Regions from separate parts of the Mus musculus genome. Here regions 2, 3, 4, 5 and 6 are each linked to region 1. A link is a loop called in an ENCODE intact Hi-C map of the cell type or tissue named here. Cell type or tissue: left cerebral cortex. All regions are shown on one strand. Region 1 holds the start of Gm40603 (a long non-coding RNA gene). Region 2 has its middle 84 kb from the start of Gm51759. Region 3 overlaps Hivep2 (human immunodeficiency virus type I enhancer binding protein 2). Region 4 has its middle 69 kb from the start of Gm40603. Region 5 has its middle 74 kb from the start of Gm51759. Region 6 overlaps Hivep2 (human immunodeficiency virus type I enhancer binding protein 2).

The links. A loop is a pair of places that touch in the nucleus more often than their neighbours do. Peaks named below come from ENCODE experiments on the same cell type or tissue, not always from the same donor. Only the 100,000 strongest peaks of a DNase experiment are listed, where the experiment ranks them.
Region 2: a loop joins it to region 1, with 2.6 times the contacts of the local background. A loop is called at or near these places in 13 of 42 quality-filtered maps.
Region 3: it touches region 1 in a loop (2.8-fold over the local background); 2 of 42 quality-filtered maps call a loop at or near these places.
Region 4: a loop joins it to region 1, with 6 times the contacts of the local background. A loop is called at or near these places in 16 of 42 quality-filtered maps.
Region 5: a loop joins it to region 1, with 3 times the contacts of the local background. A loop is called at or near these places in 6 of 42 quality-filtered maps.
Region 6: a loop joins it to region 1, with 3 times the contacts of the local background. A loop is called at or near these places in 3 of 42 quality-filtered maps.

What each region holds. Positions count from the first base shown.
Region 1 is chr10:14,318,955-14,323,954 of GRCm38, forward strand. It overlaps Gm40603 (a long non-coding RNA gene), which reads left to right and starts at 3,477. Exons shown (of 2, transcript XR_871462.1): 1 at 3,477-3,612; 2 at 4,554-5,000. In left cerebral cortex, a CTCF peak has its summit at 2,746 (motif pointing left); a DNase peak (open chromatin) is centred at 2,759; H3K27ac peaks cover 170 bases.
Region 2 is chr10:14,208,346-14,213,345 of GRCm38, forward strand. No RefSeq gene overlaps it. Among named protein-coding and RNA genes, the nearest start is that of Gm51759, 84 kb to the left of the region's middle. In left cerebral cortex, no CTCF peak of the experiment used is centred here; DNase peaks (open chromatin) are centred at 49, 1,881, 2,304, 2,909 and 2 more places; H3K27ac peaks cover 5,000 bases.
Region 3 is chr10:14,136,236-14,141,235 of GRCm38, forward strand. It overlaps Hivep2 (human immunodeficiency virus type I enhancer binding protein 2), which reads left to right. Exons shown (of 9, transcript NM_010437.2): 6 at 3,150-3,325. Among named protein-coding and RNA genes, the nearest start is that of Gm51759, 11 kb to the left of the region's middle. In left cerebral cortex, no CTCF peak of the experiment used is centred here; a DNase peak (open chromatin) is centred at 2,627; H3K27ac peaks cover 814 bases.
Region 4 is chr10:14,388,929-14,393,928 of GRCm38, forward strand. No RefSeq gene overlaps it. Among named protein-coding and RNA genes, the nearest start is that of Gm40603, 69 kb to the left of the region's middle. In left cerebral cortex, a CTCF peak has its summit at 2,502; DNase peaks (open chromatin) are centred at 1,719, 2,291 and 2,503; H3K27ac peaks cover 425 bases.
Region 5 is chr10:14,198,433-14,203,432 of GRCm38, forward strand. No RefSeq gene overlaps it. Among named protein-coding and RNA genes, the nearest start is that of Gm51759, 74 kb to the left of the region's middle. In left cerebral cortex, a CTCF peak has its summit at 2,138 (motif pointing left); DNase peaks (open chromatin) are centred at 1,049 and 2,115; H3K27ac peaks cover 609 bases.
Region 6 is chr10:14,052,881-14,057,880 of GRCm38, forward strand. The region is part of intron 1 of Hivep2 (human immunodeficiency virus type I enhancer binding protein 2); the gene reads left to right. Among named protein-coding and RNA genes, the nearest start is that of Gm51759, 72 kb to the right of the region's middle. In left cerebral cortex, no CTCF peak of the experiment used is centred here; DNase peaks (open chromatin) are centred at 2,841, 4,180 and 4,435; H3K27ac peaks cover 3,435 bases.

The DNA of each region.
Region 1 (5,000 bases):
GGATCCACCCACTTACATAGGATTCACTAACAAGAACAGCATCCTAGGACTGAGAAATGCCCAGACTTTAGTGATGCCCATCTTTGTAGGTTTGTGGGGATGTTTCCAGAAAGGAGTGGGGGAACATAAACCCACCTTGAAGGTGAGTGGATGTAGTGGAATTGTCCCCTAATTAATTGATTGGATAATAAAGATGACAAGAAGCCAATCTCTGGGCAAGGAGAAGGCAGACAGTCTGTGTCCAAGAGGGACATAGAAAGAGAGGGGGAACTTTCTCTAGCTCCTCCATTGGGGGGCCCCAGTGGAGGAGCTAGAGAAAGTAACCAAGGAGCTAAAGGGATCTGCAACCCTATAGGTGGAACAACAATATGAACTACCCAATACCCACCCCCCCCCCCAGAGCTCGTGTCTCTAGCTGCATATGTATCAGAAGATGGCCTAGTCGGCCATCAGTGGAAAGAGAGGCCCATTGGTCGTGCAAACTTTATCTGCCTCAGTACAGGAGAACGCCAGGGCCAAGAAGTGGGAGTGGGTGGGTGGGGGAGCGGGTGGCGGACTTTTGGGATAGCATTGGAAATGTAAATGAAATAAATACCCAATTAAAAAAACAAACAAAAAATGAAAGAAAGAGAGGGGGAGGAGAGAGGGAGGGGGATGGGGGGAGGAAGAAGACGAACGGGATCCAAGAGGCTTGAAATTGGCACAGATAGCTATGGATATTATAGAAGAGCAATAGAATAATACAAGACACATTTGTCCAATCTAGGGGGTAGCTTATATTAGTATCAATTGAGTTTTGAGTTCTTTGTGTGGGCATTTTGAGGGCTGAGAATTTAAAGTTCTATAAATGTGACTGATAAATTACAAGCCTGTGGAGCCTTAATTATAAGAGGCTAGTGGTTTAGGGCTAGCCTCAGGGGCTAGCAGCGGGGAGATGGCCTGGGAAGGTATGAGTGGTTCAGGGGCAAGTGAACCTTAGGAAACTGGGCGGACTGCCACTTGGGGATGGCCATGGGGGCGGGGAGACCACTGTTTCCGGTGAGTAGCTGGTGATAGTGTCGATTGTTTTTTTAATAATTACATACTGCAAGTCCATGGTCTGGAGCTGTGAACTGAATACAGATGGAAAAGGAGAAAGCCAGCTGAGCGTTCAGATTTCTGCCTCTTGGACTGCCGAGATCAGAGAAACTAGATGTGACAAGGTCCCACTGACAGGAAGCCATACTTTGCATTCCCCAGATCACCACTGTGTCTTTCATGGATAGACTGTATCTCCTCAAGCCATGAACCCAAATAGCCCTTTCTCCCTTAAGTTACCACTTGCCAGGCATTTGGTCCAAGTCATTTGAAAGATAAGTATTAAGTTAGCAAGTGCTCAGAGCCAAAAGTTTTGGCCTCCATAGTTAGGGAATGTTTCTAGTTGGCAGGAAGGCTGTATCAGAAGGTTTATCAGGCATGGCTTATCTAGAAAACAGAGTGTCATATTTCATTACATATTGCTGCTAAGGAGCATGCTCAAATTCAGATGTCTATTTCTACACTTATAGATTTTGATTTAGAAATAGAGACTCAAGGCCCAGAACTTGGTGTGTTTCACCAGTACCGATAATTCTGAAGCAGGTGGTTGTCTTAAACAGATCCAGTCTAGAAATTGAGTTGATTCTTGCTTCTCCTCCCTGGCTCAGACCCTTCAGCTTAGACCCATTTACATTTTTTTCATCTGCTCCTATTTTGATGAAGCCAGTTTTAGAATAATAATTTACTTCTAGCATGTACTTACTGTTATTCAAAATAGTATCATTTGGCAAAGTGGAAATGATTTTGGGAAGATGGAACATAAAAAGCTTTTGAAAAGACAACCAGATCGTCCGATGGACTATTAAGCAGCAAGAATAGATGCGGCTGAGGCAACGGAGGATTGTAGCAAATGGTCTCTGTGAGGAAGTGACTAATGGGGGCTTGGGGAGCCAAGGGGAAAGGAGACAGCATTGTGCCCCAGTCAGGAGTTAGATCAAGTGTTTACTCTGCTCAAAAGCCTTGTGACACAGGGGCAGCCAGGTGCCTGGATCATGGCCCTTCGAACCACAGGCCTTTATTCACTTAAGTAGAATCCAGGCCAGGTGGCTTCTGGTTTCCAAGCTGGGAAAGGGCATCCAGGAAAAAAGTTGTCTGGAGTTACAGGAAATCTGCAAGCCTTGGTATTGGCATGTTTGGTCAGAAAAGCTGAGCGACAGATATGTGTTCCTCATTATTAGAGAGACATGGGGTGTTTAGTGATCTAGGATGGGTTCCATCAGGAAAAGCCTTGGGTCAGCACATGGGATGCGACCAAAAATCTGAAAGAGCGGCATACAGGTCAAGAGAAATGTTGGCTCCCTTCTTTTCCACAGCGATGATTTTAGTAGAACAAACAAATAAGCAGATATACATAAATTGGCAGTTGGATAAAACATGCCAAGAAACATAAAGACCAGGAGCAGAGGCACAGGAATATTGTCTGTAGTCTGTTCTCGCTGTATTTGAATGCAGACATTCACACTGTGTCGTAAGTACTAATTTTTTTAAAAATTTTTTTCTTTTAGTACTAATTCTTATTAGCAGAATTAAGAAAAAATTAGGAGGGGGCAAGCAGTTTCAGTCAGCCCTTTGAAATACAACTTGCAAAGGAAAATCTCGAGATACTTTTGGTAAATCTAGATTTACCTTTGGTATCCTGCCTTGGTCTCCACTGTCTCTCGATTTCCCTCTGGCGGTCACTGCCGGCACTACACTGATATATTTTCCCCAGGTCTCTGCAAAAAGTCCATCTAGGGCTCTTGGAAGAAAGACTGCCTTGGGTGTTATTTCCTGAATAAGCCAGTTGTTTTCAAGTACTCTTAGCAATGGCCCCTTTACTCAAATAGTATCTCACCCAGAAGCCTAGTTCATAAAACAGAGAGGGAGGAGGAAAGATATGTGCACCTGGCCTCCATCTGGAAGCAGTTCTGTGAGACAAAGCTGAGTAAACCACTGGGTTGGACTAACAATACTAATAGACTAGCGTTAGACATTTTCACGGACATGTTTTCGTTTCAGAAGAGCTGTCTTGACAGTAGTCTCCCTTCATCAGCGCTCTTTAGGTTGAAATTAGCAAAAACCAAACTCCAGCTAGTCAGAGAAGATAGAACTCTTCTGATTGCAGATCCTGGCAGGGAAAAGGTGTGTTCTGAAGTAGAATACGTGTAAAGACTTAAACAAGGAACGTCATTCTGCCTTTGGCCAACTTTCTGTCCTTCCCCACTACTCATCCCAATCTAAGGAAAAGAACAGAAGGTGGCTCTGTCCAGTCCCTACATGTGATCCTGCGTGACAGTCTCACTGAGTTCTGTAAGGAATGAGGGCATCCGTAGTTCTTCCTGTAAAAGAAAATTCAACTACCTTTTGTGTTTTAATTATTGGAAGGAATAGATAATATCAAGTCAAAACAGAGGTGACTGGGGATCTCGACTGTTTTATCTTCAGCTTCATTTCTGGGTTCTTGGTTCTCTCTTCTTTATAATCTCTGTTTTGTCTTTAGGGTGACTTCACATATGCTAGGATGGCTGCGGGGGACCTTGAGGATGGATGCTTGCGGTTCGTATCACCCAGCAGAAGTCTGGAGCTGGGGCTTCCCTTTAACTGGTCTGTTCAGGAGCACACATATGTCTGAGGTGACCCTGCTGTGAAAGACTGGAGAATGACTGGCCTACACAGAGGGTTCGGTGGATGTGTTGCCCATGAGCTGGAAGGAGGAAAGCAAGAAATGGGGAGTGAGTGCTTTTTGCTGTAGTGAGAAAGCCAACTTCACAAAAAAAAAAAAAATTGGAGCAGTCTGGGCTTGTGAGAAAAGAAATATTAGAAAATGTGTATTTATGAGGATTTTTTAAGTCCCATTTTGTTAGCAAGAAGCACAGAGTCTGGCGATGATTCATGATAATATCCCATATGCTATTATATATCCCATAATATCCCAGTATAAGTATGTATAGCTAGAAAACAAATAAAGTAACCACAAAACCCCAAAGCAAGTAAACAAATCCTCAAATATTCCAGCCTAGACAGGATTCCAACCTGGTCATTAACTTCACAATGACTTCATATGTGACCCAATGCAGTCAACACTGCATAATACCAGCCATTCTTAGTGCCCTTTTCAGACACATTCTGAATCAAGCCCTACCCTTTCTCTCAGAGCCTAATAAGAACCACACCTTGAGCGCTTCAAATAAGAAAGAGTTTTAGGCATAGGTTACATTCCTTGTTCTTGAGGAGGGTCCCTATGTGTAAACTAAACGTGCAGACTGCTGGGTTGACCAAGCTGGGAACCTGGAGAGCAAATTTTACTGAATTTTCATCCTAGCTCAGAGCCGAGTGCATTACCAAAGGGAAGAGGAAAGATACTCAATGCACAGTATTATCAAGGCTCCCAAGGATTCTAAAGGGATATCTAAATTGGCTAAGTAGCAAGAGAGACTTGCCAGACAAATGGCAGCTCTCAGACTTTATGTCTTTCTCTCTCTCTCTCTTTTTTTTAGGGAATGAGAGCTTTTGGAATTCCCCAGAGGAAGCAGCTGCCTTCTTCCAAGCCCCAGGAAGCAGCTCAGTGCATGGGAGGCTTCCTTGGGGTTCTCCCTCCATCCTTGGTGGCAGGATTTGCCCTTCAGGTTCATCCATTTCCTGGGGATTATCTCTGCATAATTACTCTGTGATCCAAATAGTTGATTAGAGACACTCCAGTCCTCTCTTTGTCAACATGGTACGCTTGTGGCTGCCAAACATGACAGCTTTTTTAAATTATTAAAATGTTTGCAGTGGTAGCATTTAAAATGAATTTCAGGGCAGTGATAGTCACATTGTGAGAAAGTCATATGTGTCTATGTGAGAAAGTATTCCCCCTTGTGATTTCCCCTTTGTCCCAAAGATTCGTTCAAAGCACATCTAACTGTAGAACTGCACCAAAGTTTGCAGAAGTTTCTTGACCT
Region 2 (5,000 bases), 110 kb before region 1:
TAGTACTTTGAAAGGCTTGCCACAGGCTTCTTTCTCACGTGTGAGCATCACTTTGAAATAACAGTGAGCCGAGCCGGCTGATGCAATTTTGAAGTTAGCTCCTCTGCAGAGAGCACAGGGAGAAGAAACAGGGAAGGCATTTGGCTAGAGGTCTCGGACAAGGTGAGAGTCCGCTGCAGCCTCCCTGTCAACCTGGATGACACAAAGACAGTGTTTGTTCCTGATCCCAGTCAGGAGAGAGACCCTCAGCAGGGGCCATAGCAGACAGCCAACTTTTTCTATGTTACAGTGTTAAAAATATACTTTGATGTCATTCTTGGAGCTTTCAAATACAGAGGAATCGCTGAACATTTGTGCACTTCTCAAAGCAAGTTATGGATAAATTAATAACAATTTTCAGGTTAAAATATAGGACAAAGTGCTATATTTTATTTTCATCTAAACAGAGACTGAGTTCTTCTTGTCTGTTACTGAATACTTTACCCAGATGCAGGGAAGATGACTTCGGCTCATCAAAAATATATGACTCGTTGAATTATCAAAATGCAGTACTTATTGAGTCTCTACTATTTAATAAGTGCTCTCTTAAAATGATATACTGAAACACTATTTAAAATTCTCTACATTCATTTACTCACATGCTTGTCCCTTCACTGTGGAATAAACAACATTACTCCATGGACTTAGGAGATGGGCTAGAGAGATGGCTCAGTGGTTAAAGGCACTGACTGCTCTTCTAGAGGTCTTGAGTTCAATTCCCGGCAACCACATGGTGGCTCACAACCATCTGTAATGGGATCCGATATCCTCTTCTGGCATGCATGAAGGGAGCTACAGTGTACTCATAAAAATAAAATAAATAAATAATTCTTTAAAAGCCCATAAATATAGGCTCATTCTCTATCTCTCTGAAGTCCAGTAGTCCGGTCTGGAAAGGCATAAGAAAAATTAGGCTCACTGTAAATACTATTCTACTGGGTGGGAACGGAAGGAATAGGTGGTCTCATGAGAGGGCCCCTTTCACTCTTTATAGGCAGAGGAGGTAGAGGACCAGGAAGTATTCTAAGAGTTAAGAAATGTTAAGGCAAGAATAGCCCACAGAGCATAGCAGTGGTCATTATGACACCGCTCTGATTGTCGGCTGTCCCACCAAGCACTGATGCTGTCCTACAGTGTCCCACAGAACACTGTAGATGGGGAGGTGGCCTGAGAGGGCAGAAATCATCCAATGAGCCTCCACCGAGGGGCCTCTGCAGAGTGTGCATGCTGGTTCCTGATTTAATAGGGTTCCCTTTGTGCTGCATCTCAACAAGATTCTACATAGCATGTGCTAAAACGACAATTTCCTTTTCAGAGCTAAAAAGGAACCCTTTGGGCTAGATTATGTAGAGCTATATGTACCTTAGACAGATGATGCCTATCGCCTGCATTAAACTCTCATCATAATAAAAGTAATGGAGATGGTAAGGATAATGAATGACATCACACATTTTCAAGGAAAGGGCATGGAGACCCATTGAAGAAAATTATAGGATGTCTTTCGATGTTTTAAAAAGAAACACGCAGTAGCTTCTACCATTTCACAGAAATGGGTGTATTTTGCCTGATCATATTCAATAAGGCATCGCAGAGGGAATATATAAATGCATACATATGTTTCAGAAAGACAATTTGAAGATGGCTAATGCGCCGAAAGAGTCTAGGGATGTGGTAACAGTATAATGAAACAGATGCTGCAATGCTCACAAACACCGCATCTGCGCTGCAGGTACTGAACAGATGAGGTGAATTAAAATCATCTGTTTCTACTATTCCTCTCAACCCACTTACATAATCCTGGGCCAACTCCTAAAGGGGAGGATTTGCTGAACTTCCTCTTCCTTAGTTCTTGGTAAAGAGTGAATCACGGAGTGCTTACCGCTAAGGAAGACAAATCTCTCCACAACCCAGAGTATGGTGTGATATACATGCAACAAGGGAGAGTGACAGTGCACCAAGAAATCTCTGTGAACCAAGTTCGTGGTTTTGCTTCTAGCTGCTATCTTTCTGGGATCATTGGCCGCTGAGGCTCAGGATGTACCCCTGGGGTAATGGTTTCCACACAGTGGGGATAATTCTCAAGACAGCACTCAGTTCAGATGTCCTTTTCTCTCCAACAGTCAGGGTGGTCTCGGAAAGCCTTTCCATAGCTGTGTGGAGAGGAAAAGAAGGTATTTTGTAACAGGCAAGTGGCAGTGATTCCACATTGGAGAGTGGGCCCTGGAGACAAGCCAGGCTCTCCACAGTCTTGCGTTTGCCTGAGTCTGTGCATTCGCAAGTAGAACTCGAAATAGCACGAGTTATATAAAGACGGCTGATGAAGACGCTGAACTTTAATGTGTGATGCTGTGAAATCATAGATGACACTAGCAAATTCTCCAAATCAGTCTTTAAAGAACGTCACTTGTACACTGGTCCAGAGTACTGCAAAGGTCCTGTCCTGTTCTGGGAAGAGAAAGAGCAGCATCATGAGGGAACTATCTGCCCAGCTGGGTCTGACCATGGCTTTCCTCAGTTCCTCGGTGAGGAAAGAGCTGAAGTTAGACAGCAGGCTATCATCTAGTTCTACCTGCAGCCTAATTGTCATTAGTTATTGTGACTCTGGACTGTTTCAGGTGAGCAAGATGTTCCACCGCATCGGTCTAGTGGTACTCAAGGGTCGGTTTTGTGTGCCTATGTGTTTGCGTAGATATGTGTACACATATTTTCCTTTAACAATATAATAAAAGTAATCCCATCTGGATCTGCCACAGTGAGATATGTGCACTAGATATGCGCTACTGATATAGCAACACCAAACAGCACTCCCCAAACACAACCCCAACAGGGAAAATTCCTCTCTGGGAGTGCCAGAAGAGCACCCGCAAGTCTGTGCTTGTTAAAGCGATTCGTGGAATGTTTGAGAGCTGAACACCAGGCCTAAGGCCTTTTTTTTTTTTAATATGCAAGGATGCTGAGGCCAGCACAAAAGGCTATCCCTGGGACTAGAACCCCTGATCTCAAGAGCATCCTTCGAGTTCTCACTGAGAACACAGGGAACTGATGCAGCCTTCCAGTAGAAGAGATTGTGCGATGTAATCATGTTACCTGCCCCACAAAGAATTGTATTTCCCAACCTGAAAAATGCACCCTGGATTCACGCATGTGTGACAATGAAGCCAGAGCTCTTATGAAGAGCCTTTCTTGTTCCTTTATTTCTCACTGGTTATGGGAGAATGGCAGAGCCATCACTCACTATGTTCCCCAGCACGGCTAGGAAACCGCAAATCTGCAAAGACAGATGGTGGGAGGGGACAATTTTGGAAATAGCATCATGGAGGCTGAAGTGTCTCACTCTCTAGTTGGGCACATCTGTTTCCTGACCACTTAATTACCTCTCGCAAGAGTCCAAAGCCTGTGCTCTTTCCTGTTTTTCTAGTCACAGGTAAATGCTTCTACGCTCCACATGGTCCCAAACATAAAACAGAGAGAAGTCCGCTTTATGTATTGCTAGAAGATAAATACAGATCTCCTCTGCAAACATGTCACCATTTCTAAAGAGTTATGGTCTCAATGGATGGAGACAGAATATAAAAATCTCTCACAAGAAGTGAGTTTTATGATCCCAAAACCCAACCTCTTCCTTTAAACACAAGAACATGTTCTGGAAATCGCAAGCTGTCCCCAGGAAGGAACATGAAATCTCGAGGAGTTGAAGCAAGGAGAGATGCGTGGGAACCCTGGAGTGATGACATGGCAGCTTGCCAGGTCCCTTGGCAAGTGGGAGTGTTTGAGGAACCACTTCCTGTGCGCCTACATTTCAACACTCCTGCTTACAGGAGGTGTTCGGCTGGAGAGATAGTCCAACTGAGAACAACCAGGCACTGCCTTGTAGGGACACAGATGAAATGGGAAAGACAAGGAAAAGCAGCAAGCAGCAATGGTGGCACCGCAGGATATGTGGGGACACCAATGACCATCACACAGCAAGCATCTCTTCACACAGTACATTTGGACTTGTTACTTTTTCTAGAATTCTCCTCCTAGCTCCTCACAAAGATACTTTTCTTAGCTATGGCATTCCTGAGTCCCATCTTTCCATGGCTTTCCTGTGTCCCTCCCTCCATGGCATTCCTGTGTCTCCTCTTATTTCTTTTCTTTCCCAGGATCCTGTTCATTTCCTTTACAATACAAGCCACAATGTGATATTCTTTTTTTAAAAATTGGTAATTTAATAAGTATTTGTGGAGAACCTCTTTTATTTCAGGCATTATACTAAGCCCTGGGATGGTGATGAACAAGTAGATGACAGGCTCTGGTCCTTTGAGTTTCTTGCATCGCGGGAACAGGAATGTGTCACACTCAGGAATACTGACCTAAGCCAGGTGTTGTGCCCTACTTTGTGTGAAGAGCAGTCCAGCTCCCTTACTCTACTCAAAGTGCACACAGCACGTAAGTGATGTAGGATCAGTCAGCAGCTCCCTCCTGTCACTGGATGAGGTTTGGATTCTTGTCCTGCGTCACAGCTTACTCAGAACCCCTTGGTGTTCCTTGCTCGGAGTCTCTTTTTGTAGGACAGAAGCCCCATGGTATCATGGTCCCTTGGTTACTACTTCCCTGTTGTATCCTTGGTGTATGGCATGCAGGGAGTGTTTAGAGATGTTTACAGGGCAGGGCTAGCATGGGGCTCAGTCATGGGCACTCACCTAGTGTACCCCAGACCCTGGATTCTATTTTCAACATAGCAAAAAAAATTTTTTTAAATCATTAAAAACTAAGCATCTTCTGAATGAATGTAGGAAAATGGTTCATAAAAAAAAAACCATAAGGAATCCCCTGGGCTATTTGCATATAAAGGACAGCACCCTTAAGAAATTGCCATGTCTACTTATGCTGTGTGGTAGTAGAAACTTATTGTTGCTCTTGGTTTTGATCACATCTCTTCTAACAGAGACACATTCTACTGCTCACTGTGTGTGACC
Region 3 (5,000 bases), 180 kb before region 1:
AGTCCTACAGTCTTTACAAACAAGCTCAAACACATTAAAATTACAGTCCCTTTAAAACAGCCAATGTCCTTTTAAAATTTAAAGTCTTTTAAAATTCAAAGTCTCTCAACTGTGGGCTACAGTAAAATACTTTCTTACTTCAAGAGGGAAAATCAGGGCACAGGCATAATAAAATCAAGACAAACCCAAATTCCAATCAGCCAGTGTCTGGGATCCACTCACAATCTTCTAGGTTGCTCCAAAGGGCTTGGGTCCCTTGCTGCAACTGGCCTGCACTGTAGACGTTATGTCCTGGTTCTTCCTCTCAGGCCCATGTTCCCAGAAATAAGACACAGACTCAAAATATATTTACAAATACTGTGGACATATAGCTAGGCTCCTCTCTGACTAGAATTATAACTTAAGATAGCCCATTTATTTGAACCTACATTCTGCGGTGTGGCTGGTTACCTTCGATCAGGCATGATGAGTTCTTCTCCTCATGTCTTCCTGGGCCAATCTTACTGTGTCTGGCTCTGTCTCAGAATTCTCTTTCCTTCTAGATGTTCCACCTCCTAATTCCTGCCTAAGCCATAGCCCATCAGTTCTATTGAGTGGTGCCACATGCATACAGACATAAGATATTCTTTCTATACTACACTTTCACCAATGGCTTCTCCTGGCTTCTCACATGGCCTTGGTGGTTCTCCATGACCCTTTCATGGCTTCAAAACCAGTACTACCTTGGTAACTCGTACTCATTACCAAGTTTGGCTGCCAGCACTAGGTACAACCTTGGCCACTTCTGGAGCACTTGTGCTCTCAGGAAACACTACCCAGAAGATTTCATCTCAGTGATACTGGTCTCTCCTTAATCACTGCTAATTTCTTAGCTCAAGCTGACCAGCATCAAGTATCCAAACAAAGCAAAGTTTTGATTTAGTAATTCTAGTATCTTTTAATCACAGCTGCTTTTTCATCCCCAGCTACCAGAACTACAGAACCTTAATTCGAGATAGCAAATGGTTCTAATAGAGTCTTCAAACCCCCTCTGAAATTTCCTAAGCCAGGTCTCCATCCTTTGCCTTGCATCTCCTAAGCTCCTATAGAACATCCCACAGAACTCTTAACATCTAGTGACCCTTCTAACCAAAAATTCCAAAGTCCTTCCACAATTGTCCCCACAACATGGTCAGGTATGTCACAGCAATATTCCACTATGCTTGAACCAACTGGTCTTTGTTAGGATTTATATTGCTGCAACATGACTGGAAAAAAAAAGTTGTGGAGGAAATTGAAATTGGTTATTCATCTTACACTTCAACATTGCTGTTCATTACCAAAGGAAGTCAGGAAAGCAACTCAAACAGAGCTGGAACCCAGAGACTGAAGCCAATGAAGAGGCCATGGAGGGATGCTGCTTACTGGCTTGTTCCTCATGGCTTGTTCAACCTGCTTTCTTATAGAACTCAGAACCTTCTGCCCAGGGATGACCCCACCCACGATGGGCTGGGCTCTCTCTCCCATCTACCAGTTATTAAGAAAATGCCTTATAGCTAAACCTTATGGAGATATTTTCTCAGTTGCAATTCCCTACTTTGACATAACTCTGGCTTGTATCAAGTTAATGCCCAAAACCAGCCAGTACAACTCAGTATTGATAAAGCTAGAGTAACCTTTCCTGAAGAATATTGGCTTTTTGTAAAATCATCATATCCCCTTAAGCAATTTCATCCTTCTTAGGAACAGAGAGTGAAATTGAATGTAGAAGGATGATTTTGCGTCTTGAGGATGTGTTCTGATTTATTATAAAATGCAAACATGAGAAGAAAACAAGTTTTAAGGCCAAGCCATAGTTGGGGTGTTTTATGAAAGGGGAAATGGCATGTAAAATTGATGGTTCTCATCTTCCCCTTTGATTAGTACCGACCAAAATGCCCAACATGCTGAGATGAAGCTTTATCCGTAGCAGAGTTGATATTCCAACACATGGAGGGATGTTTCATCTTGAAAAGCCTTCTACAAATTGGACAATTGAATTTGAATTCGCTTTTGTGTCTGCTTGGGGGTATTAGCTAGAGATGGGCATAGTCAGAAGCCTCTTAGAATGGGAAAAAAACATAAAACAAAACAAAGCTCTAGGTCTAAATACCACTAGGAATTCCACAGTGAACAAAGATTTTTGCATGTTAGCCAACCTTTGGAAGCTATACAAAGAACCTTCAGAAATCCTTTTTTGCCACAATGACATGGGAACTATGTCATATGCCCTGCAGTGATGTAAGGGATTGTACTATTTATTCAGTTGTGCAGTATAGGTCTACTGTGTGATAATCAAAATCTATGTGATTTATCATGTGCTGTCGGTTTCTAAGCAAAATGAGATTACAGAGCAATGGGTTGGTATCTCCTCTTCTATCAAGACTTTCATCTCCAGTTCATGACAGTAGATGGCCTCAGGTACACTTTCAGACCAATCTTTCAGGAAACAAACACTAATTTCATCCCAGAATCTCTAGTTCTCATTATGCAACGCTGCTTTCAAGAAGCCAGTTGAAATTTAAACTTCACATGAGTACAGTTTCATGGTCCTGGGAAGAACAGATCACATCTGTAGACAACAGTTGGGGAGCAGAGCTTAGCCTTGGCTAAGTTGAAATTTCAGAGGCACACATGTACCAGGGTTGTAAAAATAGAGTAGAAACTTGCAAGGAAGATTTCTATTCTCAGTTAGGATTATTTCTGAAAATGTCTCCATACGTATATTATAGATGATGTCATGTTAACAGATTATGCACGAAGCATGGTTATTCTAAAATGTTGGTATGCATTTAGTGATGCTCTTTGACTGGATGCTATACTATGCCCACAAGTGGGAGGTCCAGGTCTGTATCTCTCCGGACTTAGGTTAACCTATTGGGACATTTGTATATTCCATCAGTAAATCTGTTATTCCACATAGAATAAAGTTTTGCATACAGCAATAATTCTGTTACATAGATTGTCTCAAGTGTTTGCTATATAAACTTCCCAGGGTTCGTAGAAGTCAGGGTGAATAATTGGAAAAGACCCTCATAGAAATTGACATCAGGCAATGACTAGCTTTTGGTTTGGTATATCACATGCTAAGAGTATTTAAAATCACAGTGGTCTGCCTCTTCTTCAAATAGGTACAAATCCAATGAAGATTATGTGTATGTCAGAGGACGTGGACGGGGAAAGTATATTTGTGAAGAGTGTGGAATTCGCTGTAAGAAGCCAAGTATGCTCAAAAAACACATACGCACTCATACTGATGTTCGGCCTTATGTATGCAAGTTATGTAATTTTGCCTTCAAAACGAAAGGTATGAGCTTGGCTTTTGCAGCTGCTGCTGCTGTTTGGAGAGGGAAAGGTTTCAGGGAAACTTCCTGCTACTTAGGATTCTGAGTATTATTTTGTAACTCACTTTCACCAACCATAAAGAGTATTTTGTTTGTGCAAATATAACCCCCCTGAGATATATTTCCTCCTTCCTGTCCAGGATCAAAGGATGTATGTGAGACTCTGAGACTCCTTTTATGACTAATTAAGAGCTACAGACTGAGGGCCAGGCAGGTTGTCTCTGAAGGAAGTGGCTTAGAAGTGCCTGGATGGCTATTACTTCATGTTGGAAATTTATGTGGGCTAGATAATATTTGCAACAATATTGAGATTCTTCAGGAAGGCAATATGTGAGAGTCAGTGGATAAGCAAGGGAAGCTACTGAGAAGAAAATATGTGGCCATGGTCACTTTCAAGCGTATAAATAATGTAGAGATCCACAGACTCCCTGGTGGGCCCCCTCCATCCACAGCTGCATTAATTATACATAGAGACTTGATAGCTTCTGTTCTGTGTATTTATCAGCATTGGAGGCAAGTCTTACTCTCAGACCTCAAGAGTTAATCTCATCCAGCAAAGACCTGCCTTGAGATAACCTGTCGTTTTCCAATATCCGTTTTAAGAGGCTGATTTACACAGAAATGTTTCACTTACGGTTGCTCGACTTTTATTTCTATTATTCTGTAATCCGGTGAAAATCTTCATGTTGCATGTCGGATCTGTCTAAGGTAGCTTGTAGACAGCCCCTCATCAACCCACTTCATTTCTAGCATTTTCACATTTAATGTTAATATCAAGTAATCTGTCCTGACACATGAGAACAGACAATTAAAGCCAGGTATGAATTGTGATAATCCGGTAGGGAGACATATACCTATCTCAGTTGTAGCCCACAATATTAAGCTGTGCTCTTTTGACAGAAGTATTGATAGTCAGGGTCTTCAAATATCTGTTTATTAGGAGAGTATTTATGTGTCTTTAATGCCTCATTTGAAGTTTGATAGAGAGAGGAAACATAAACATCTGTATATCTAAAGAAATAAGGATACTGCTCTTTAAATACCCTTCTCCCTTAGCATGATCCAGCTTACTGAGAAGTTCCTGGGAGGAAAGATGTAAAAGTTTGATTTTAGGGCACACTGCAAGTCCACCAATCACTGTAAAGTTTACAAAATAATACTCTAAGTAAATGATTAAATCCAATTATACACCATTGGGAAGACTCCACCAGGAAAGAGTGTCCTCTTGATCATTAGTGGAATTTCCTTATCAGCCTTTGGGAGTATGCAGGCAGAGGTCTAGGAATTTGAGGGTTAGCAGTGCATTCTTGGGAGCTCCACAGGGTTCATCTGATGAAATATCCACTTTTCAGATTTTTGTTCTCTGAGTACAAGTGTGTCATAAGGACCTATCTTCCCCTTGCCTGTACCAAGCTCCTAAGGACCAATCCCTCTCCCTTGCCTTACCAAGCTCCTACCATTGTCTCCTATCCTGCTCTGGTCTGCTACATCAGATGCTCATGGCTTCTGCAAACCAAAGTCAAGGTGGGATTGTTTCCAATTCCAACTTCCTAGCTAGAAATCTGCTCTGAAGATTACAAACCTACTCAGAAGAAGAGAGCCCAAATAAGTTCCTCTCTGGAGTATGAGTATATATAG
Region 4 (5,000 bases), 70 kb after region 1:
GACTACTGTTATCCAGGACAGTGTGCAATGATTTTATAATTAGTTTAGAAATGATTACCAGGAACTAGAAGCAAAGACTAAACACACACACACACACACACACACAAACACACAAACACACACACAAGCATAGTGCTAATTTGTTCATCTATTTTTCCCAAAAAAGTCTCATATAGAGCTAGAATAGAACAATCAAAGCCAAAGGTACTTTGGTGGCAAGGACATGTAATTCCAGCTACTTGGGAGACTGAAGAAATGGGACTGCAATTCTGAGGACAGCCTGGCCTATATGGTGGATTTGAAACCATTCTGAATAACTTAAGAGAACCTTATTTCTAAATCAATACTAAATGGAGATCATTTAATTGGAGGTGGTAGTGAGTGCTTACCTAGCCTCTACCAAGCCCCTGGTCTCAATTTCCAACATCATCAAAAACATTTTAAATTTATTATATATTTTATTATTTAAAACAAAATTTAAATTTAAATATGTCTTTGGATTATATTCTTCCCCTCGCCCAAGTTTTTCCATATCATCCCCCTCTATCCACCCAACTTTCAATTCTTTCTCAACTAAAATACAATAAACAATCCCCCAACCAAGCAAACAAAATAAAACAGCACCAAAAAAAAAAAAAAGAAAAGAAAAGAAAAACTAAACCAAACCAAAACAAACAGCAACAACAACAAAACCCCCAGCAAACTGCAACCAAATAAAAGCACATTGAAAGACAAACAGACAGACAAACAAACCCAACAAAATAAAAAACTATGGCAGGACCAGGTTGCATTTGGCTTAGTTGTTGGCTGAGGGGGTCCCAGGGAGACTCCCAAACAACTGAGGCTGATGCACAAACAGAGGGCTGCTCTCTGCAAACTGACAGCAGGGCCCCAGTGCTGAGCACAACAGCAGCACTGAACATTCACACAGCTCAGTGAACACGGAGCGGTCGAGCTGGTTCCTCCATGGAACCTTCTCCCTGACTTTCTAGTCTCTTTGTTGTGGGAGGGTACTCTTCAGGTTACTGAAAGAGAAATATGGACACCAACCCAACCGGAAAACCTTTGACCTATAATCTGTCCTGCCTGCAAAATGTGCTGGAGCAAGGGTGGCCCAGAACTCCTGGGAGTGGCCATCTAACGTCTGATTTAGTTTGAGGCCCACTCCACTAGAGGGTCCCCGTGAAGGACACTGGTCAGGAATTGGAGACTGGATAGTCCAGAGACCTAGGGTAGAACCCAACTTGACTTGCCAAAACCAAAACCAAAACCAAACGAAATAAAAATAAACAATAAAACGAAAAGAAACAAAACTCAAGAAATGTTTCCTTTTAAGATTCTGCTGTGCTCATAGGTCTATGCCGTTTCTAGGCATCATGAGAGAGGCATCCACTGGCAGCGGGTGGGAGTGGATGCAGACACAGTATGTGGAGAGAGAATCTAAATTGGGGGTCTCCATCATGTCCCACCCCTCAGAGCTCAGGGAAGCCAGTGGAAGAAGTAGAGGCAAGATTGTAAGAGTCAGAGGGTCTGAATTCAGGACACCAGGAGAATGTGGTCCACAGAATCAGCTAAGCAGGGCTCAGAGAGACTGAAGTGGCAAGCTTGGGGCCTGTGTGGCTCTGCACCAGATCCTCTGTGTATGCGATGGAGCTGTTAGCTTGTTTTTATGAGACCCCTAACTGTGGGAGCAGGTGTATCTCTTGACGTTTTTGCTTACTTTTGGGACCTTCCTATTGGGTTGCTTTGTTCAGCCTCACTGTGAGGCCTTTTGCCTTGTCTGAGGTAGTTTGTTTTGTTATATTTGGTCATTGTCTCTTAGAGGCCTGGTCTTTTCTGAAGGGATCAAGAAAGGGAGTAGGTCCTTGATGGGTGAAGGGAGGGGAAACTGTTTTGTTGGGATCTATTGTATGAGATAAGAATCTATTTCAATTTAAAAAAAGAAAAGGAAAAAGAAAGGAGTTTTAGCCGTATTTTGTTTCTCTTCCTTTCAGTACAACATTTTCTCTCAGAAATGTGATTTTAAGCAAGTAGGGAAGGGCAAAATGAAATTTAAAGAGAAGGTTGGACATTTCTCTTTTCTTCATTTACCATGCGCGTTCACCAAAAGCACGGAGCAAACATTTCGGCTGTTTGATCAAAGATTTCAAGGCTGACCCCACGCAAGAGCTGAGCAGTGCAGTATCTAGCATCACCAACCTTGCAGGATTGATGCAGAACGCTGTGGTCTAGGGCTGTTAGTCTATTGTTAATAGGACAGTGCCATCTGCTGGTGATGTAAATATTTACAGTCGCCTGCCTGAAATTGATATCCTTGAGGTGATGAATCCTGTTTGTTATAGTATTACTTTAACAGTACTTAGAGAATCAAAGTGAGGGATAGTATCATTTCATTGTCTTATAAAAGAAATCCTCTTACTATTCCGTGAGAAATGACAAGGTCCGTGCCCTCACCAGAGACAGCCCAACCATCCAGAGAGTGCCTGGTCTTTAGATGGTTTGCCTTCAGGCTGAAGGAGCTGAAGGAGGGAGCAGGGCGTCACCCAGTGGACTCATATAGCCATGGCAGGAATGGAAGGATGCAGTCCGTGTTTCACAGTGAGCTCCCCAAACCTTTGAAGAAACAAACCCAGGTGTCTCTAGCTATCTAGACTGCTGTCCTTTTAAAGCAATATCTTCTCTACCAGACGTTTCCCATTGATTAAGGATTGGAAGACAGGTTGCTGACAAGCGAGGCTTCTCCGGATTTTATCCGCTGTCGTTTCTGGGGCAAAGTACCACTGAAGAAGGGACTTTGCCACTGTGGTTAAACCAAACCGTTGGAGATGAAGGCTATCCTAGACCAGTGGTTCTCAACCTTCCTAAGGCTGTGACACTTTAACACACGTCCTCATGTTGTGGTGACCCTCCCAACCATAGAACTATTTGTGTTGCTACTTCATAATTGTAATTTTATGACTCTTGTGAATCATAATGCAAATATCTGTTTTCTAATGGTCTTAAGCGACCCTTATGAAATGGTCATTCGACCTTCAAAGGGGTTCACTGCCTATAGGTTGAGAACTACTTAACTATAACACTAGCATAAGCACTTGGCGTGAAGTGCAGGGCTTTTGGTTTTTTTGCAGCACTCAAATGGAAGATAGGGTTTTGATCATCCTTACCAAGGGCTGTATTCCAAGTTACAGAAGTTGTTTTGTGCTGGACATATTATTACTGTTTTTATTATCCTAAGACAAGACTATCAAATCATATGCTATTTATAGAATGGTAGAGTAGAGAGTGTACATGGGTAAATGAGGTTTTTTCAATAATTTTAGACACTAAGGACATGACAATGTGATGAAAGCAAAGGTCACACGGGGTGTGAGGGAATGCCAGGAAATGAGGCAGACATATAGGCAGGGAGGGGGACACAGTGACAGCCAGTGTGACTTAAGCAGGTGTTAAGAAAGGAAGAGAGAAAGGTCATGCTAGTGTCAGAAACTGTAGACTACAAAAAGGACAAAGTGAAAATCTTAGGAGAAGTCCTATGTGCAAAGCTGAGCCCAATAAGGCAACCTTGCATCTGGAACATGCCGTGGAAGCCTGGGTGACATATTGCCGAGCCTCTTGTCTTGAACTTTCTATAGCAAAAGGGAATAACGACAAGTCTCATGAAAAGTTTCCCTGTTTAAGTTCTCCTCTTCATCTGCAAATGTCTGTCATTTGTTTAAAAAGTCACCTCAAGTGGGCGACACACAGTTGAAATCCCTCCCTGGAGGGTTTTACGTCGTTTGGTTTTCTGTGATGCTGGCTCTCACTGTACAGTTCAGGCAGCCTTTGACCTTGTGCAATTCCTGTTTCTGCCTCCTGTGGGTCAAGACTGTACCAACCGTGGTTGGCAAAGACCTGAAGCTTCCTTGTATTTGTATAGGGACTCCGAGGGCTTACACTGAAATCTCTAGTGTATTTATTGTTTTGTTTAGGGATAATTACCTCTATAAACACTACTATTAAGTAAAGAGTGATGGGACTAAGTCTTGGAGAGCTGAGCATAGTTCATGTACAGCCATAGACCCAAAGCATTATTATGTATTTGAAAACTATGGTGGGTGGTGGTGGAAGGAGCTTCCTTTAGCTGCTGGAGTGTACTTAGCACGGTAACAGACACACCTTCACTGCCCTCAGCCTCCGGTAGAAGCATGCAAGGTTAGGCAGAGCATCTACCTGGACATTGTCTGCTCCCATCTTTGAAAAGCTGAGAGCAGAGCAAGGGAGCTTTGAATAAAAGTAGTCCCCGTAGGCTCATAGGGAGTGGCAGTATTTAGAGTGGGTGTGGCCTTGTTAGAGTGGGTGTGGCCTTGTTAGAGTGGGTATGGCCTTGTTGGAGGAAGTATATCACTGAGCTGGGTTGTGAGGATGATCAAGTCAGGCCTAGTGGCTCTCTGTCTTTTCCTGTTGCCTTCAGACCAAGATGTAGACCTCTCAGCTCTTTCTCCAGCCCCATGTCTGTCTACACACCTCCATGCTTCCTGCCATGATGATAATGGACTAAACTGGTGAAACTGTAAGACAGCCCCAATTAAATGTTTTCCTTTATACGAATTGCCTTGGTCCTGGTGTCTCTTCACAGCAGTAGAACTCCTAAGATAGCTAATTGGTGCTTTGTATTGGATGGGGGCTAAAGTTCTATGTAATCTGAGCATAGTTTTGACCTTGGATTTGTATGTTTCCTCTCATTTGTTATAAAACGATTCAAGGAACCATGCAGTTTGGCAGAAAGGAAACATCATAAGTTGTGTGATCAAAAACTGTGTTTTGTTTTTTATTTTAAATGCAGGATTTCCATGAATCCATTTCTCATAAGAGATTTTAGCTTATCGATACCCTCGCATGAGATCATGCTATAATCTAAGAAAATTTATTTTTGTTAGGTTTAAGTGTTGATCACTAAATGTTGCAAAGCTTTCCTGGACTATTTGGAGCCAGGAAAATCAGCTCTGGCTTGCTTTCTTCTT
Region 5 (5,000 bases), 120 kb before region 1:
AGCTTTTCAGTTTCATATATGACCACTCTGGAAAAAGCGGGCACAGTTCTTATTAACAGCAGCGAACAATTTGCCTAATGAAAACTGAGTTTAAACTGCTAAAGAAGTGAGAGAGCTAAACTGTGTTCTTGGCTCACTGGGAAGGAGTGTCTTCCTTTCATAAAAACTTTAACATTTCTCAGCACTGAGGGAGGAGCCAAATAGCACCAGTGTTCTCCCAGATGTAAAGGGCATGGTGGGGTCTGTATATAGAGAGAGCATAAAATAACTTATCAGACCCCTACTTTGTGTGTTCAGTGTCAATGGATTACACCCTGAACTGAAGCAAGAATGGCAGAGGAGAAGCCCACTGGATGAATGGTTTTAATACTGTCTGATGACAATAAAGCCAGAGATGCTGGAGTGAGTGGAGAGATGGATCAACAACGTCAAGAGTATTGACTGCTTTGCCAGAGGACCCAGGGTCAATTCCCAGCATCTACTTGGTGAGTCACAACCATCTGTAACTCCAGTTCCAGGGAATCTAAACGCCTCTTCTGACCTCTGTGTGTACCAGGTATATATGCTGTACACAGACATATATGCAGGAAGAACACCCCACATGGTAATTAGTAATAATACTATTAATAAAGCCATAGATGTTGAATATATTTCTGGTGGGAGGCCAGTGGAAATGGGAAACACTGCTGGTGTGCACGACAGGCACTCTCATTTTAGGTCCATGGAACCACGCCATAAAATAGTTCACACAACATTTGTTACAAAAAGAAGCCCAAAGAAATTATTTCTTTCAAATTTTAGGCAAAAGAAACCTAATCTGTACTTTGTGCCAATCACTGTCATGGTGACCCACATTCCTGTGGGACTGGCAGCACATGGTACCTACCCCTGGGCCTTCTCACTTGTACATTGGTCCCTTGCATTTTTTCCCTTATAAGAAGCAGTTTTCAATATCACAGGAGTGGAGAGGGATGCAGCAAGGACAGGAGGGAGGGGCTGAGTTAGAAAGAGTCATCAAAAAGCAAAACAGACAGAGTTGTGTCCTGCAAACACGACATACGGGATTGCAAGACTCTTTTGATGGCCGCGCATATGGAGAAGGGCTCTCACTGCTTACGCTCGCCACTGCATTTCTTCTCCATCCCTTCTGGCTTCCTGTCATCCCTTGCCAAAAGAAATGTTTTTCTGTCATTCTTTGAAATCATTTCAATTCTGTTTTGGAGTGGGCTCCAATTTGTTTTAAGTGCAGGATTTCACACCAATGCGGGAATCAAAACTTTAAAACTTGGGGGTAGAGCCTGAAGAGGAATAAATTCACTCACAGTGATTTTTTTTAAAAGGCCCTCATTGAGATCAAAACGTCTAGGTGTCCGAAGCCTGTTGCAATGCTGAAGATCTCACAGTGACTTCAAAAACTAGTTTGTAAGTCCCTGTCCAGATGTGGCAGTAGTGTTTGTTTGTGTGTGTGTGTGTGTGTGTGTGTGTGTGTGTGTGTGTGTGATTACTTTGCATGTGACAAACATTAAGACATTGGGGATTTGGTAAATTAGCCTTCCCAGCCACCAGGTGAAGCACAAGCATACAGGAGGACTGGGTTTCCCAGGAGAGAGGAGGAATCTTACAGGATGGAAACATGAATCTGTCTAGTTAACTTAGCCATAACTGCCAGTGTCATCTCTGGATTCTTCACCCTCATGCACACAGCCATACGGGTTTATTGTTTGTTTATTTTTGTTTGTTTGTTTTTGTTTTTTAATAGTTTTTTTTTTAAAGAAGAGGCCATCTGAAATGTTGGAAATTCGGAAATCTAAAGAAAGAACATTGTGCGTCAAAGATTCTAAGCTGTACAACCTGACTCAATATGAAGCACATGTTAAGAGGGTATGACTTTGGACAAAAGCCATGATTCTTCCTTCCCTGTGACCTGTGGGTCACTTGAATGCCTGTCTCAGGCAATGTCTTAGGGTGGAGCACGAAAAAAGAGGCAAATTTCTGGGGGCCACCTGGCTCATGAGGATAAAGATAATCTCTAATAACTCTCAATTCTTCCAAGCAATGCCATTGGGAAATTTCTTCTGGAGATGACCTAGCCTAGATGATCCCAAATTTTTGTCTTCCTGCGCCCCCTAGTGTGGGATGCTTAATATTTCCTGGGTCACAGGGTTAATACTGAAAATCTGTCCATTCTTAATTACCCTCTTTGATGAATGAGAGACTTAGAGGAGAGATAAATTAAAAATAGATTAAAGTTGAGGAATGGATTAGATTAGCAACTGTGAGAGTTTCAGGCTACACTTGTTTAAGAAGGGAATTGCCTTGATATGCTCAGGGCCAAGCTGTAAAAAAGGAGGCAGAGCTGTCATTGGGTAAATCAGAGTATATCAGACTTAAAAAGCATGCCTGCCATCATCAGGGGACCTGGTGAACGTATAGATTTTTGATTGTTTCTGCATGGGCCCTCCACCTCTGTGTCTTTATTACAGTCTCAAGGGAGGTAGAGGATGCTGGTCCATGGATGACTCTTTCCTCTATCATGCATGGCGGTGGCTCCCCTCATGCAGGGCCTTTGTGGCTCCGCCAACCCTTCCAGGAGTCCTCAGCCACTGTACAGTGGTTCCCCGAATTCATTTCATTTCAAGAACTTTCAGGTTGCTAGCTAAGTTTTCAGAACCCAAGAAGAATTTACCAGCAGAATTTACTGCTTGTAGCAGTGAGTGGCTCATCGCCAGCCATATATTACCTTAAGATTATTTGGGTAGTTTTTTTTCATCTATTATTTGCAGGCAAATGAGCTTTTGTACCATTTTGTTCCTTCTCTGAGTCCCTCACAGTGCAGGCCATATAGGAGATCTCTGTAAAGTGAGTGGGCAGCTTTCTGCTGTAGGCTTTGTCTCAGAAGTATGTCTGATCTCCTTGTAAAGAGTGAACTTTGAATCTGAGGGGGCAGAGGACAAAGGGTTGGGATGGTCTTGGGGCATCATAAAGGGACTCTCCCTATCATAACTAGGGAGAACTTGGCATCTTGTAACATTCATGATAAATATTCTTTGGCCTTGGACCTTTTACCCAAGAGCCTCCTTAAGGCCAAGGGTTCTTCTTCTTTTGACTTCTACTGAAGTTCACATCATAAACACTCTGTGTGAGACCATCCAGACTTCCCAAGCAGAGAAAGAACAAACCAAAGTGTTACGGAAACAGCACACACTATTAAAGAAAAAGTATTACATACTTTGGAAAACTAAAGGTGAAAATTTCAACTCAAGATAAAGTTATGTCAAGAGAGATTTGAAAATCTTTTTCTTTTTCTTTTTCTTTTTTTTAAATCTTCATTGTGATGGGTCATTTTATTGTGAAAGATGCTTACTGTGAGCTCTACCATGAGAAATGGGCTGTGGTGCTGAGGGATAGGCCAGACACTCAAGGGATGAGTGTGTATCACAGGTCAAATGCCCAGTGAGTGTGTATTACAGGCCAGACATCCAGTGGATACATGCGTTTCACAGACCAAGTGGAGGAGGCTATCCCACAGGCCAGATATCTAGTGAATGTGTGTCATAAGCCAGACATCGAGGAGATGAGTGTGGATCACAGGGTGAAAATTCAGAGGATGAGTGTGTGTCCCAGACCAGAGACCAAGTGTGTGAGTGTGAAGCCTGACTGAGGAAGATGCTGATGCAGGCTGTTTCCTGTAGCACTGAGTGAACTGGCTGTTCTAAACTTGCATCTCTTGTTTGCCCATGTAGTGAGTACATATCATGTGAGTTCTTTTGTGATTGGGCTACCTCACTCAGGATGATGCCCTCCAGGTCCATCCATTTGCCTAGGAATTTCATAAATTCATTCTTTTTAATAGCTGAGTAGTACTCCATTGTGTAAATGGACCACATTTTCTGTATCCATTCATTTGTTGAGGGACATCTGGGTTCTTTCCAGCTTCTGGATATTATAAATAAGGTTGCTATGAACATAGTGGAGCTTGTGTCCTTATTTCATGATGGAGCATCTTCTGGGAATATACCCAGGAGTGGTATTCCTGGGTCCTCAGGTAATAAATAATATGTCAAATTTTCTGAGGAACCACCAAACTGATTTCCAGAGTGGTTGTACCAGCTTGCAATCCCACCAGCATTGCATTTACTATCTACAGCATTGTCAATATTGGCACTCATAGGCAGAGCAGATGATTTCTGAGTCTGCTAACAAACTATAGTTATTTTAATTACCAGATTATTGTCTTGACCATCAGAAGTATCAGTTGAGGGAGTTAGTACCTATAGAATAGTCATAGTACCTGCCTTTCTATAACCTCCTCCTTTGGCATCTCTGTGAGTTACCAGCAACTTTACTTAAGTATCTCCAGTCAAGAGTACAACCATCTCTTGTTGTAAAGCATTTTCTATTGTTAGAAAAATAATTTGCCTTCACTGTTATAATTTTAGAAGCCAAGCGTAGAAGTGTAAAATTGAAATTGGGACTCTCTTTACCACTGTCCCTGAGTCAAGCCCCACTGACAGTTGGGATGATGTTCCTGCATCTTCTAGAATCTGCTCATGTGTTGAGAGCAAAAGTACAAACACTTACATTTTGAAAATGCATATTGAGTATAATTTAACGTTAGAGTGATCTTCATTTGTCAATTACTTTTTCTACAGCACCACTTTTAAATGTCATATAAGCATATTTAACTTCTAAATAGTTCTATTAGTAGGACCTTTTCTTTCTACCAAATACAAAATTTCTCCTTGTTGTTTGCCCTCTGAAGTCACAGCTGGTAAGGTACCAAACTCCTCTTCCCCAGGTTAGCTTTCAAAACCACGAAGAGGCGCTCATGCCTCCGGGAATCTATATTTTTTAAACAATTTTTAAAATAAAAATTTAGTTAAAATATAATTGCATTATTTTTTTCCTTTCCTCCTTCCAATCTTTCCCATGTCCTCTCCCTCTCATATTTGTGACCTCTTTCTCTTTGATTATTATTGTTACACACACACACACACACA
Region 6 (5,000 bases), 270 kb before region 1:
TTTCATGGCTGAACAGCGTATTCCTTTGATTAAAGGCTTGCCGAGGTCCATAAATCAATATTAGTGGTTAGCTAATTGTTGAGAATTTGAAGTTTTACTTTAACACAATCAAGTCATAATTATTTCTTCACTGTGGCCAAAATTTAATCTTGTAAAATCTTGTTAGGACTTTGTTATTTTCTTCCCTCAGGTCTTTCCATTAAAGACTTCTCAACATGGGAAACTGAAAAATGTTGAAATCACTTCCATCTTGGAAAGAAAAAAAAAAAAAAGCAAGTGATAAAACAGGCCCTAGGGCTTTCCCAGCTACCACACTGCTGGTTCCTAACACGCCATATTCTTGACCACCTAAGTTGATATCGCAATAACTTCCTACTTCTGCAGCTCAGCTACACGGGCACGTGGCAGCTGGAGATTGATGTCAGCGGATTCGGATTTGTATTCATGATCGCTGACTCTCCCTCCTTTGTTTCTGGAGCTCTATGCCTCTTACACATACCTGTCTTCATTATGAATTAAACCAAATTTCAGCCCCCAGAAGGACCTCTCACAGCCTGCCGTTTCTGAAGTGTTCTCCCAGGGCCCATTGTTCTGAGCCTCGCTCTGTGCAGCTGGATTTTCATGTTGTATATGTACACATATCCGCCGTGTTCCATACCCAGAAGTGCAGCTGCTCCCTTTGGACATTTCTACCTCAGATATGCCCGAGGGCACATCAGTGTGAGTTTGTTTCCCAACTGAACAGACTTCCTTTCACACTGGGTTTTCTCTCTGTCTCTCTGACAACCGTGGGCTGATGAATGCTAAGAGTCTCCTCTCTCAGACCTCTCCTGACACTAGCCATCTACCCCTCCTTGGACCCTACAGTGACATGAAAGCCTGTACTTCTCATACTTACTCTGATTATGTGATTTTTTTTTGAGGTCAAAGATAATTCTTGTAACCTTTCAATATCATAGCACAGTGCGTAAAAGACTAACAGATGACAGAAATAGTCAGGTATAGAGACTGGAATAGTTAGATATTAAAGTAGTGCCTAATATATATTCTACATAATATATATTACACCATGCATTATATTATACATCATAATATATACTATATATTATGCATTATATTATATATTCTATGTTTATTCTATATTCTAAATTATACATTTTACATTATATATCCTATATTATACATTATACATATATCACATCATATGTCATGTTATATATCATGTTATACATTATACATTATATATTATATATTCCATATTTACTTTATATTCTATATGTTACATAAAATGGTATCTAATATATTGCATGTTACATATATACACACACATATTATAGATATATAACTCATAAATACATCAAACATATATAAATTATACATATAAACCACATACACACATCATCATCATCATCAAGGCTCTTTAGTTAAATGTAGCCTGTAGAACTTTGGGAGAGTGTCCTCTGGCCTTTATGGGCTTGAATGGAGACCTGTGATGGGATGATAGCAGCAGGCAGTTTTCATTTGATTCTCTCCAGGCCCTTTGTAAAACCAGTGCCTGGAGAAAGCAGAAGCCAACCAGTTGCTTCATTTTGCTGAGCCGCCTGCGCTGTACACTCCCTCCCCGTTTGGCCTACATTCTCTTGTGCATTAGGATCGGGGAGGGGGCACCCATCCTTCCATTGTGTAGAAGAAAGTATTTGGAGGAAAACTCAAGTTTCATCAAGAGGCCATTCCAGGTCCAGATAGCACTCGGTGTGTGTGGCTATCCTCACTTTAGGTCAGCTTGAAATCCAGTCCTGTTAAATTCATCTTTTTTGTGTGAATGGTTTCATCACAGTTGCTGTACATTGCAGCAACTCCAGGAGAGAATTGTTATTGGGGTCCTCAGAATGTCACAGAGATTAAAATAGGAATCAAATTGTATTTCTTCAGCAGTAAAATTTGTTAAGCATTCAGATAATAAAGCCATGTCTTTTCTGGTTTTATAAAAAGTAAAAGCCATCAGTCCTCATTGGTTGGATGTAGCCTGTTCAGACTACGTGAACCCAGTATCTAGTTATAATGCATTAATCTGAGCTAATTTTAAAAATATGAAGCCTTAGCTATGAAGAGTCAGCTGTAGTTAGGGTGGAATTCTTGGAGCTTGGATGTGGAGAGGGTGCAAAGTGCCCTTATGTAACCGTCTTTCCCTTTTGGCATCCATAATAACAAGAAACTCACTTCCCGAGGTCATCTCACGTTGAGCAAAAGAGAAAAAAAAATTAAATACATGAGTAAAAATTCCATTTGGCTTTTTGAATATCTCCAAACTTTACATGGATCTGCAACTTGGATGGTTTTTGAGTCTTGATACTGGCTTGGCTGTCTTTTATGAGGAACAACAAACAAAACATCCTGTTTTTCGAACAGTCAGTACAAGTCCCAGGAGAATAATCACAGAAATAGCGAGGGTTCTTCCTATATCAGTTAGAAGCTTTAAAATTTCCATTACTGTTATGTTTTTCTTCTAAGCCCTCTTCAGGAGTGACTAAAACAAAATCGCTTGTGACCTTGGGACCTGGAGTTCTGCTTAGTGCTGGCTGCCCACTGTCACTGTAATAGTGATCACTATAAATGGTAAATATTTGTCAACTTGTGTTTTCTGTCCTCTTCCCTCTAGCAGCTTCATGTTTTGTAGGCTTACCACAACTTCTTTAAATGCTTGCTTATGTCAACATCAGTGAAAGTGGAAGAGAAAAGAGATTTTGAAAGGATCGTAATACAGCTTTAGGATTGATGCAGGGGCCAGGACGGTGATTCAGAGGCTGAAAATAGCTCTTCATTTTATGCAATCAAGTAAAACACTGTACCTTGGCATCCCCACACCGGATTAGCAAGGAGTTGGAAGTTATTCCTCCCTCAGCATGCCATTAGGGATGACAGGCGGAGCTATGATAAACTGCTTGTTTAATGGAGCTTATGCTGCTGGCCTCACAGCCGTGATGTACAGGCCCGATTAGCGCTGAGTGACCTCAACTCGCATACATTTCCTCTCGAAAGAGACCTGACAGGCCCTCTCTGTTCTAATGAGCCTCTCACAGGGGATCCACCCACTTTAAGGTTGCAAGAGTCTCTGCTGTTTGTTCTGTCTGAAAGGATCTTGAAGGGTGGCAGCCTTCATCCTTCACATACCAAGACCATGGAAAGGAAGTTTTTTTTTTTCTTTCTTTCTTTCATAGGTTTGTAGTGCATGCATGTTATGTGTGTATGAGTTAGAGGTCAACAGTAGGTGTTTTTCTCAGCCACTCTCCACCCTATTTTTTGAGTCAGGGTCTCACTCTGAACCCAGAGATCAACCATGAGACAAAACCAGCTAGCCAGAAGACAGAAGGCCACCCAGCAATGGGTGTCTGCCGTTATATGTGTGGAGCGCCTGGGGTTGGGTCTCAGATCTTCAAGTTTGTACTGAAAGCCCTTTTCCAGCCCAGATTGATCTGTTCACAGAACCCTAGTACTGGACAGGGGTCTGTTTCCGGTTCAGTCTCCTGTTTGCTTACCTTTAAAACTGTGAGCCGAAGTTGAGTCCCCAGCTAATTCTGTTTCTGTTGAGTAGGTCCTTCTCAAGCAGGAGCCTGTGTCATGCTTGTGAGCCAGAGTTCGAAGCCTCACCTTAAACCCTTGTTACCTAAAAGGGGACCTGCGAGCTGTGCCCTGCCAGATCATACAGCTGTCAGGTTATAATTAACATTCGAGGTGACTCTTAATTAAACAGAATTGGTGGGAAATATCTGGGAGGCTGTAGCAGCGCTACCGTGATGTTTGCATTTAAATGTTTGAGATTATTCCCCTCACTTAAAGCCCATGTTCAGATGGAGGAGGAGGGCGCCACATCTCACTTAGCTCTATTGTTTTGGACACTGGCTGCAGGCTATAGGGACCAGAGTGCTTTCAGCTTGCATTGTGGTGTCTGTCTTTCAAACAGAGAAGTTGGAGAATGTATATTCTTTTCCTTTTTTATTTCTTCAAAGAGATTAAATCACGGCTCTGACAGGAGAGGGCAGGATCTCTGAGAAGACCTCCCCAGTGCTTGGAATTCATAGATTCTACCAGGTCCCTTCCCTATTGTCCCAGGCAGTGCACTCCCCAAGAGGCTCCCAGCATCTTTGGCTGCAGGCCAGCCTCCCAGGGCCTCTGGCTTTGATGTGCAGTGCAGGCTGTCCTCTGGCCAGGTTGTTGTTGCTGTGGCCTGGGCTTCACTCACAGTGAGTGCCAGGAGGGATGTCCTGTCTGCAGTATACATTTCCATAGCCCTAGTCCTGAGGCCGAGACTCTGCCTTTGACCCACAAGGGGCTGTCCTTGACTGCTAGGCTTAGCTGTGCTTTCTTCTGGTGTCTGCTGGAGGCAGGTTTGTACCCCGCCTGTCACTTGGGAGGAAGATCCACCCCTCTGCGTGGAGGAAGACAACAAACAGCTCCTTGCCAGGTCTATTGTTAGTCAGAAGGGTTTTCTAGGCCTGGTTCAGGGAAACCAACTCAGCCAGCTGAACAGCTTCCTCTGGGGGATGCACTGTTGACCTTGTTTTAGTCTAGGCCTGGCAGCAGGATTCCCAAAGACATCAGTCTGGCAAGGGAAGTCTTACTCACCTGAACCCTGTTTCAACCACAGCTCCAAGCTCGTTGTTAGAAGCCATGCTATTGCACATAGAACCTCTTGACTTCTGGTGGTCCCCTGGGGCAGTTCTAAATGTAGGGGATACCTGAACACGGAAGATTACAGTGGTAGCTAGCCACCAAGGAGTATGGAATGGTTCTGTACGTTCCAGGACGAGCCCAAAGCTGTGCATCCTTCATGGGTGTTCAGTGAGGGAGAGTTATTACAGATGGTCTCTATTGAGAAGTGCCAGTGCAATTCAAACAGAAACTGCCTCAGAATTCTGTCTTGTCCTGATTTACATAGCAAGAGTCACTTGCTGTGTATCTCACTAGATTTGGTAATGATATTTCCCACATAGGGGAGACTG